Regions from separate parts of the Homo sapiens genome. Here region 2 is linked to region 1. Evidence: chromatin contacts called from ENCODE Hi-C data. All regions are on one chromosome and are shown on one strand. Each heading gives the region's core, a stretch centred on a gene start or an enhancer-like site at or near the end of the contact. The rest is flanking DNA. Distances are from core to core; before and after follow the strand shown. Region 1 has its middle 490 kb from the start of SHISA9. Region 2 has its middle 460 kb from the start of ERCC4.

What was found. A loop is a pair of places that touch in the nucleus more often than their neighbours do. Pooled maps may share reads with other maps.
Region 2: a loop to region 1 is called in a map of posterior vena cava, with 19 times the contacts of the local background. The contact joins two enhancer-like sites. A Hi-C loop is called at or near these places in 5 of 168 maps with a recorded cell type or tissue (IMR-90, OCI-LY7, Panc1 and 2 more), 2 of 37 single-sample maps with no recorded cell type and 5 of 50 pooled maps.

Annotation. Positions count from the first base shown.
Region 1 is chr16:13,388,887-13,393,078 of GRCh38, reverse strand. It overlaps a transcript of SHISA9 not described here. Among named protein-coding and RNA genes, the nearest start is that of SHISA9, 490 kb to the right of the region's middle. RefSeq lists enhancers at 2,368-2,417, 2,828-2,887. Within about 2 kb of position 2,863, at least 3 of the 41 ENCODE cell types and tissues checked have a DNase peak (open chromatin) inside an H3K27ac peak, as active enhancers do.
Region 2 is chr16:13,461,918-13,466,627 of GRCh38, reverse strand. It overlaps a transcript of SHISA9 not described here. Among named protein-coding and RNA genes, the nearest start is that of ERCC4, 460 kb to the left of the region's middle. Within about 2 kb of position 3,253, at least 2 of the 41 ENCODE cell types and tissues checked have a DNase peak (open chromatin) inside an H3K27ac peak, as active enhancers do.

The DNA.
Region 1 (4,192 bases), core at 1,614-4,113:
CTGAAAGCCTCCATTTGGTTCCCATCAGTGGGCAGAATTTGTTCTCCCATCCTGGGGCGTTGTATTAGTTTCCAAGGGCTGCTGTAACAAGGTACCACGACCTGTTTCGCTTAAAAGCCAGACATTTATCATCTCACAGCTCTGGAGGGCCAAAATCAAGGTGTCAACAAAATTGGTTTCTTCTAAGGCTGTGAGTAAGAGAATCCCTTCCAGGCCTCTGCCTTAGCTTCTCGTGCTTTGCAGGCAGTCTTTGGTGCTCCTTGGTTTATATTAATAGAAGCAGATGGTCTCTGCCTTTATCTTCACACAGTGTTCTCCGTGTGTGCATATTTCTGTGTACAAATTTCCCCATTTTATATGACACCAGTCATATCGCAGCCTCCACAGCAAATCGGTTTTATTTCTTTAACCTCTTAACGCAGTGGGTGTTGGGACTTTAGAGACCTAAGACCTATGCTTTGGAGTACATCATTGTGAGCCTAGGTTAATCAGAGGGACTGTTTGACCTCTAAGTGATCTGTAATGCCGCCACCTGCTGATTCCATGCTGTAGTCCCTGGGCTGTAAAATGGAGCCCCAACTGAATTCAGTAAAAGGTCTACATCCTTCAGTAGGTGAATCAATAAACTGTGGTACATCCAGACAATGAAACATGTTTTCTTTTTTAAATGTATATATTTAAGGTGTACAATATAATGTTTTAATATACATGTACATAATGGAATGCTTTCCACTTTTACCATGAAAAATAGATTGTTATCTAGAACTAAAAAGAAGGGAGCTGTCAAGTCATCACACTCCAGTAGGGCCTTATCTTAACTAATCACAGCTCCAAAGAGTCTATTTCCAAAACAATCACATTCTAAGGCACTGGGAGTTAAGACTTCAACATAAGAATATTAGGAAGACACAACTAATCCATAACAGGTGTATTTAGGATGTTCGAGGTACCTTTACTCCCAGGGGTGAAGATACCTTTCCTCCCAGGAAAAAACCAGGTAGGAAAGCTGCCCTGCTGCACACCTCAGCTGGCAACACGTTGTTCCTCACCTCCACAATCACTGGCAGCAGATGGCTATAAACAGATACCAGCAAACCGGGACCATCAGACACTCGGGGCAAACCAAATGTCTGAGAATGAGGTAGTCACTTTTGAAGAATATCATTTGATTAAATCTGCATCATTCCAAACAGATGGACTTTTCATAGTCCTCTGACAGTCCCTGAATTGCCACCGTTATTACCCAACAGGTACAGTCATTTATTGAGCTACTTTACCTGCAGTCAGGTTACAGAGTTCAAAAACTTTGTTGCTTGGCTCCCAGGGTTATCCAAGATCAGAGGTCTGCAACCTTAGCTGCACAATGGAGTCACCTGGGGGCCTCCAAAAATATTGATTCCTGGATTCCACCCTTTAATTGATCTAGGGTGGAACCTGGACACTGAGATGTTTTTTAAGCTCTCAGGTGATCACAGTGCACTGCTAAGGTCTAGAACCACTGGCTTGGAACTCCCCCCGAACCCAGCCATCTGTGTAACTGTAATAATGCATATTGACTGCAGATGGCACGGCATAGATTCGTTGGGGACTGATTTTTGTTTGCTGCTTCCAAGTATAATACTTCAGTATCTCTTCTCTCTAACTCTGTAACACCAAGTGCCTTGTTTTCCCTTTCTTTAGCCTTTTTTCAGTTGTGAAGGAGCTAAATCTCTGCTGTACAGAGCTACAGTTTTGCTTACAAAGGCAAGACCTCAGATGGAAACTGAGGCCTACAGCAGCACAGTGAATTATACCAAGACTAAGTTAAGCAGATAATAGACTTATATTTAGTACAATTTAATGTAAGGAGCAATAATGTGGGCTATAGCATCTTTTTTCCAAGGGTTCATGTTGATCTCACTTACTCTATTCAGCAGGACACACTGCTTTATGGTTTCAGTGAATGTCACTCTATCTCTTGCCTTCTCTTCCTCTTACTGTCACTCTTATCAACTCTTTTCTACCCTCTCTTTAATTCTCATCCTCTTTCTCCACTCCTGTTCTCTCTCATGTTGTCTCCCCTTTTCTTTACTCTTTTCTCCTCAATATTCTTGCTTTCACAGATTGCCATGGTTGGAATGGAGATTCAGCAGCCAAAGTGTTACGAAAATCAAGATATGCCACATGCATACCCTGCAGTTGCCTGAGATATCTCAGACTGCCTCTTGTGAAAGATATGAGAAGACACACACAGCCAAGAGAAGTCACCTAAGTATTTCTTTTCATCAGCCCATGAAATCTTCTTTCTCCCAAAGCCTTTCTTTCCATTTTGTGGTGTCACCCAGCGTGCTGATCTCAGAAACTACCTGGAAAAGTGCTACACAAATGTGGGGAATCATAATAGTGAATGACTGTAACATGCTTGTTACAAGCCACATACCCTTCTAAGCATGTTGACAGATGAGACTGAAGAAAGAGGCAGGAGGTGATTTCAAGCCTAAGCTTGAAATCTTAAACGTGCTCTTAAACGTGACTTAGTGTTGAAAGCACTTCAGAAAAGGGCAGCAGCAGAGTGAGAAAGATCACAGGCGGAATAACAGAGAGACTGAAAGCAAAAAGCAGAGAGACAAAGTATAGAAACACAGAGGGACAAAGACAGCCAGCCACCCAGATGCAGAGAACCAGTGAGACAGAACTGGACCACAACACAACTGAGCCGAGATAGACAGGCCCAACAAACACACTTCATGTTGGATTGCAACTGGGTAAAACAATTGCATGTCTGAGGCCTAATTTAGATCAGAGATTAGATGAAATGCAGGTTTGGTTCTGGCGTGACTTAAGAATCTTCTGATGTCATGGTTCACTGGTTTTAGAAAATGCATGCTTGCTTCTGGTGCACCTGGTATCTTATAAAAAGAGAGAGAGAAAAAATCCCTTTTGGTTTTTGGCTCAGTTACAGAAAAAAAAAAAAAGGTTAGAAAAAACCCACATAGTATTTAAGTTCTATGTACTTCACACTTCAGCAAACCAAGGCAAAGCATTCTGATTTTCTTTTCAAGTCGTATATTTTGCACTTGTCAGTTGGGATCTTCAAAGACTCCTTTAAGCCAGGTGCCTAACCCAGTATTGTCCTTAGAAGTAAGTGGAAAAAAGAATGGAGAATGGAGAGCATTTCCAGGATTAGATCTTGCAAGAGCACCCATCCTACGCAAGAGTGCCAACCCTTTAGGGGCAGAAGGAATTCCTCAGTGATTATAGCCAGTGGAGATATTGCATTGTGATTTTCCAGGACAATCGCAGCCTCCACAGCAAATCAGTTTTATTTCTTTAACCTCTTAATGCAGTGGGTTTTGGGACTTTAGAGACCTAAGACCTATCCTTTGGAGTACATCATTGTGAGCCTAGGTTAATCAGAGGACCTGTTTGAGTTCCAAGTGATCTGGAATGCTGCCACCTGCTGATTCCATGCTATGATCCCTGGGCTGTAAAATGGAGCCCTAATTTAATTCAATAAAATATCTATATCCTTCAGTAGGTGAATCAATAAACTGTGGTACATCCAGACAATGAAATGTTTTCTTTTTTAAATGTATATATTTAAGATGTACAGCATAATATTTTGATACACATGTACATAGTGAACTGCTTTCCACTTTTACCATGAACAATAGATTACTATCTAGAACTAAAAAGAAATGAGTTATCAAGCCATAAAGAGACACGGCCCTTAAATGCATATGGCTAAGTGAAAGAAGCCAATCTGAAAAGGCTACACTCTGTATGATCCCAACTCAATGACAATTCTGGGAAAGGTAAAACTACAGAGAGGGTAAACAGCTCAGGGGTTGCCAGAGGATAGCAGGAGGGAGGGATGAATAAGTGGAGGACAGAGGATTTTTAGGGCAGTGAAGCTACTCTGTATGATACTATCATGGTAAATACACATCATTATACATTGGTCCAAACCCTCAGAATGTACAACACCAAAAGTGAACCCTGGACTTGGAATGCAGGGATGTGTCAATGTAGGTTCATCAATTGTAGCAGACGTGCCGCTCTGGTGGGGGATGTTAATGACAGGGGAGGCTATGCGTGTATAGGACAGAGGGTATATGGGAACTCTATACCTTCTACTCAGTTTTGCTCTGAGCCCCTAACTACTCCAAAAAATAATGTCTATAAAATTTTTTACAAAGGTTCTCTGTATTAA
Region 2 (4,710 bases), core at 2,004-4,503, 73 kb before region 1:
ACTGGTCATGTGGCTGTAGCTGACATTTATAATTACTTTTTTTAAAAAAACAACAACAACAACAACAACTACCCATTCTGTATTTCCTTTGCCCTCAATAAGCAACTCAGTTGGTCATGGCTTGTTACTTGGTGGGATGACCCAAACCTTCATTCCTAAAGAGTGTGGGCCATTTGTAGTCCTACCTGGATTGAGATGTTGTAGTTTTTCACTGACCCTAATCACAGGGCATGGTAATTTTAAGGGATGCCCTAACGGATCTCCTGTATTCCAGACACACTCTTCCTTACTGCCATTGCGGAGCAGTATTTAATTTCCCCTTGATTGTCCAGATCAATCATCCCAGCCAGCACCATCACTCTCTTCTTAGCCTGTTGACTCAGAAGCATAGAAGCCCCAAGTGGCCGCGTGGCAGTCTTAACTCCCAGTTCAATGGGATCATTGTAGTGTTTCCTAGTAGAAGCATTTCTCCTTCTGGAACTAAGACCTCTAGGCCAGCAGAACATAACATTGTGGGAACAGGAAGTACAAATTTTGCTAGTGGGTCACTAGGGGTAATGGTTAATGGTGCACATCCCCCAATCCACTCAAGCTGATGCCAAAAAAATTAGCCATCACACAAACTTTTTCCGTAAAGGGGCAGATTGCAAATCATGTGGGCCTTTCAGGCCATGCAGTCTCTGTTACTACTAGCCAACTCTGTGGCTATAGCAGGAAGGCAGTCATAAGTAATATGTACCTAAATGGATTTGCCTGTGTTATAATGAAACTACTTGTCAAAACAGGCAGTGGGCCACATTTGACCCATTGGCCATAGTTGGCCAGCCTCTACACTAAATCGTTGCAGCAGCTTTTTCTTTCTGGAGAGGTAGAGGGGGGAGAGAGACAGGTCCATGGAGTCAGACAGATTGGGGCTTGAACCTGGATCTGCCTTCAAAGGTGTATCACCTTGAGATAAATGACTCAGCTTTCTGAGGCTCTGTGGAGATTTGTTGACTTTTCTCCCTAGCATCCTTCCCCTTCTCCTTCCTGAGGTAGCAAGACAACAGGTACCATTTGATATCTTTGTTCTATATTGCAGTTCAACTTCTCCTTATGCCAAATCCTGTGATTCTCATGCCCTTATGGGTATTGTTTCTCCCCAGTCAACCTGGCTTAAGGTGATATCTTTTCAAATCCATGCCCCACAACCTACTAGAAATCCTAGCCTCGTGGACGAAATCTTATTGGACTTTTCCTTTGACCTCCAGTTCTGCCAAAATGAACCTGCCCCACGTTCAACTTCATTTGAGGGATGATTTCTAGCATTATTCTGTGCTTCAAAGCAGCAGTCCTCAACTGGGGTGACTGTGTCCCCAAAACACATCTGGCAATGCCTGGAGGCATTTTTGGTTGCCAGAGTTTGGGCAGAGGGCTGCTGGCATCTAACAAGTAGAGGCTGAGGATGTTGCTAAATGCTCTGCAAATCACAGGAGTAATGCAATGCTCCTTCCTCCACCTACCCAGCCCCCTACCCCCAGAATAGATCATTATTTCTTCCAAAATGTTAATAAGACTGAGGTATAGAAGCCCTGCTACAAGGTTAATGGCAAATAGTAGCCTTTTCTTTGGTAAAAGGTATGTTTTAGGATAATGTCTCCATTATCCTTCCTAAGAAAATCTTTAATCCACTAGGCCCCTAAATATCAACATTAGAAAAAGCTGTCTATCTGTTTGAGGGTTTATGGAAGTCTATCTAGATGTAGGATTTAATGAATTACTCATGTCTTTATTTTTCTGAACTGTAAAAGGTGGGGGGTGGGGGTGGGCATAGAAATAGAACATATCTCGGGAATTTTATGAGGACCAAGGGCTACTAACTATGTGAATTCCTCAGGATAGCGCCCAGTACTTAGTAAGCACTCAACTTCAGCCACCATTTTTATTTACTTTACTGTATATTTGTAGTAAAGGTAGTAGTGGTAGTAAACGGGAAAATTTCCGGTTGCTCTAATCAGGGAAAGCAAATCAGTGGTTTTGGGAAAGAGGGAGGCAATTTCAGCTTGAACCAAAACAAAATTGACATGAAATTCCAAGAAAGGGGCTTTAGCTTTAGACAAGAAACTCTAGTTCAGACTCAAGTTGCAAAATCAAAATACACATTCAAAGCATCTGAGCACTTAGGCTGATAGGGAGAACCAGAGTTGGAGGAAATAGCACCAGTTTTGGGGCTTCAGGATTGTAAGTTTTGGACTGATTTTGCACAAAGCTTAGCAGCCATCCATGAGAAACCCATGGTAAGACAGGCCAGTGAAAGAATGGTGGCATCGACCAAGTGTGATTCTCAAACTCCTCCAACAGGTCAGGGAGGCCTTGGCAACATCTCCCTGCAGATGAGGTGATTATTCTTTAGAGCTACCCTTAATTAAACCCTAAGTGCTAGGTAGCACACTTACCTGGAAAGCTTCCTCCAATCCTCACAATTACTCTATAAAGAAAGTCACAGAGTTAATCTAATTATGCCCATTTTAAAGATAAGGTAACTGAGGCATGGAAAGCTTAAGAGATGAAACTTCTGTGTAATTCTCATGACAGACAAGTAGTGGAATGAGGAGAAAAGAGGATGCAGTTTGAGTCTGAGAGAACCTGGATCTTTCTGTTAATTAGCATTGCCTTTGGGCATAACGTAACTAGGAAAAAATTTTTAAAGAACAATCCTGCCAACTAAATAGTGAAGCAATTAGATGAAAGTCAATATTAACAAGCTTCTGCAATTCCAGGGAGCCAACGGCAGGGATTCAGAAGCCTCTGCCACTTGGCAATTTTGTAGACTTGTGGCCTAAGGGGAAGGGATGTGACACGGGAATCAATTCTTTGCCTGCTGATTAGCCCATTTGCTCGATATTTCCTGAGCAGCCAGCAGTCCTGTCCCAGCCACAACCATGAGGGCGCTGCCAAACTGGAAATGATGAAATAAAGAATCTGCTAAGGAAGCTCTTTCTTTAAGGCAACAGAGCTTCCTGGTTTGTACCTATTCATGACTTACAAATGCTATTTTTTCCTTCTTTTAGACCTTGGCTACCAGAAGCACCAAGCCAAGATCAAGATTATCACTCTCAATAGGTGACGTTTAATTCCTTCATTTCTGCAACTGAGAAGGCAACAGAGCTCCCGAGCAACTCTTCAGAGTAGGTGAAGCCCTCCAGCCACAACAGTCCCAGGAATCTTTCCAGACTCCTCTCTGTGTTCCACAACTTTCAAGAACTCTTTCTCCAAGTACTGCTGATTCCACCTGCACGCTGCCTCTCCTGCCCACATGGTCCTCTCTCTCTCCACACCTGCTACTTAGTTCCCATCCTCACTTTCCTCAGGATTGAACTATTGCAATAGCTTCCTCACGGGTCATGCCATGCTCTTTCTTCCCAATCTATCCTTCACATGAAAGCTATAGTGAACTTTCTACACTGCAGGGTTTTTTGTTTGTTTTTTGAGACAGGGTCTCACTCTGTCACCCAGACAAAACAGAGTGCAATGGCACTATCACAGCTCACTGCAACCTTCCCCCCCCAGGCTCAAGTGATCCTCCCACCTCAGCCTCCCTGGTAGCTGGGACCACAGGCATGTGCCACCACACCCAGCTAACTTTTTTGTATTTTTATTTTTTATTTATTTATTTATTTATTTTTTAAGATGGAGTCTCCCTCTGTCGCTCAGGCTGGAGTGCAATGGTGCGATCTCGGCTCCCTGCAACCTCTGCCTCCCGGGTTCAAGTGATTCTCCTGCCTCGGCCTCCTGAGTAGCTAGGATTACTGGCGCCCGCCACCACGCCTGGCTAATTTTTGTGTTTTTAGTAGAGACGCGGTTTCACCATGTTGGCCAGGCTGGTCTCGAACTTCTGACTTCAGGTGATCCCCCCGCCTCGGCCTCCTAAACTGCTACGATTACACGTGTGAGCCACTGTGCCTGCCCAACTTTTTTATATTTTTAGTACAGACAGGGTTTTACCATGTTGGCCAGGCTGGTTTCGAACTCGTGACCTCAAAGCCATCTGCCTGCCTCTGCCTCCCAAAGTGCTGGGATTACAGGTGTGAGCCACAGCACCCAGCCTACATTGCAGTTTTGCCTGTACCTTAGATGGTCCCAGAACAATAGAATGAAATTAAGCTCATTAACGAGACATAATATCCTCTGAAATCTAGGCCTCACCTAATCCTTCACCCTCATCTCTCACACCTGTTTTCTTCAGGCCTCTGTATTGAGTGATCTGTTAGTTTCCTGAACTTTTTTTACCTTTATACATGCTGTTTCTTTTGTCTGAATTACTTTTTCTTCCTTCTCCAACCTGAATGAGATTAAATAAGTGGTTTGACTCTATTTATTTATTTTTAAAGAATTTTTTTTTTTGGTAGAGGTAGGGGTCTCACCATGTTGCCCAGGCTCATCTTGAACTCCTGGGCTCGAATAATCCTCCCACCTCAGGCTCTTGAGTAGCTGGGACTACAGGTGGATGCCACCATACCCAGCTATTTTTTTTTCTTTAAGCAGAGATGTGGGTCTCACTATGTTGCTCAGCCTGGTCTTGAACTCCTGTCCTCAAGTGATCCTCCTGCCTCAGCCTCCCAAAGTGCTACATGAATAGATTAATAAGACTGGAAAATACTAGGTATGCAACAATTCTTCTTTATTGAATGGGTGAATACTTCCTGGGTGAATACTTCCTTAAGAAAGTAA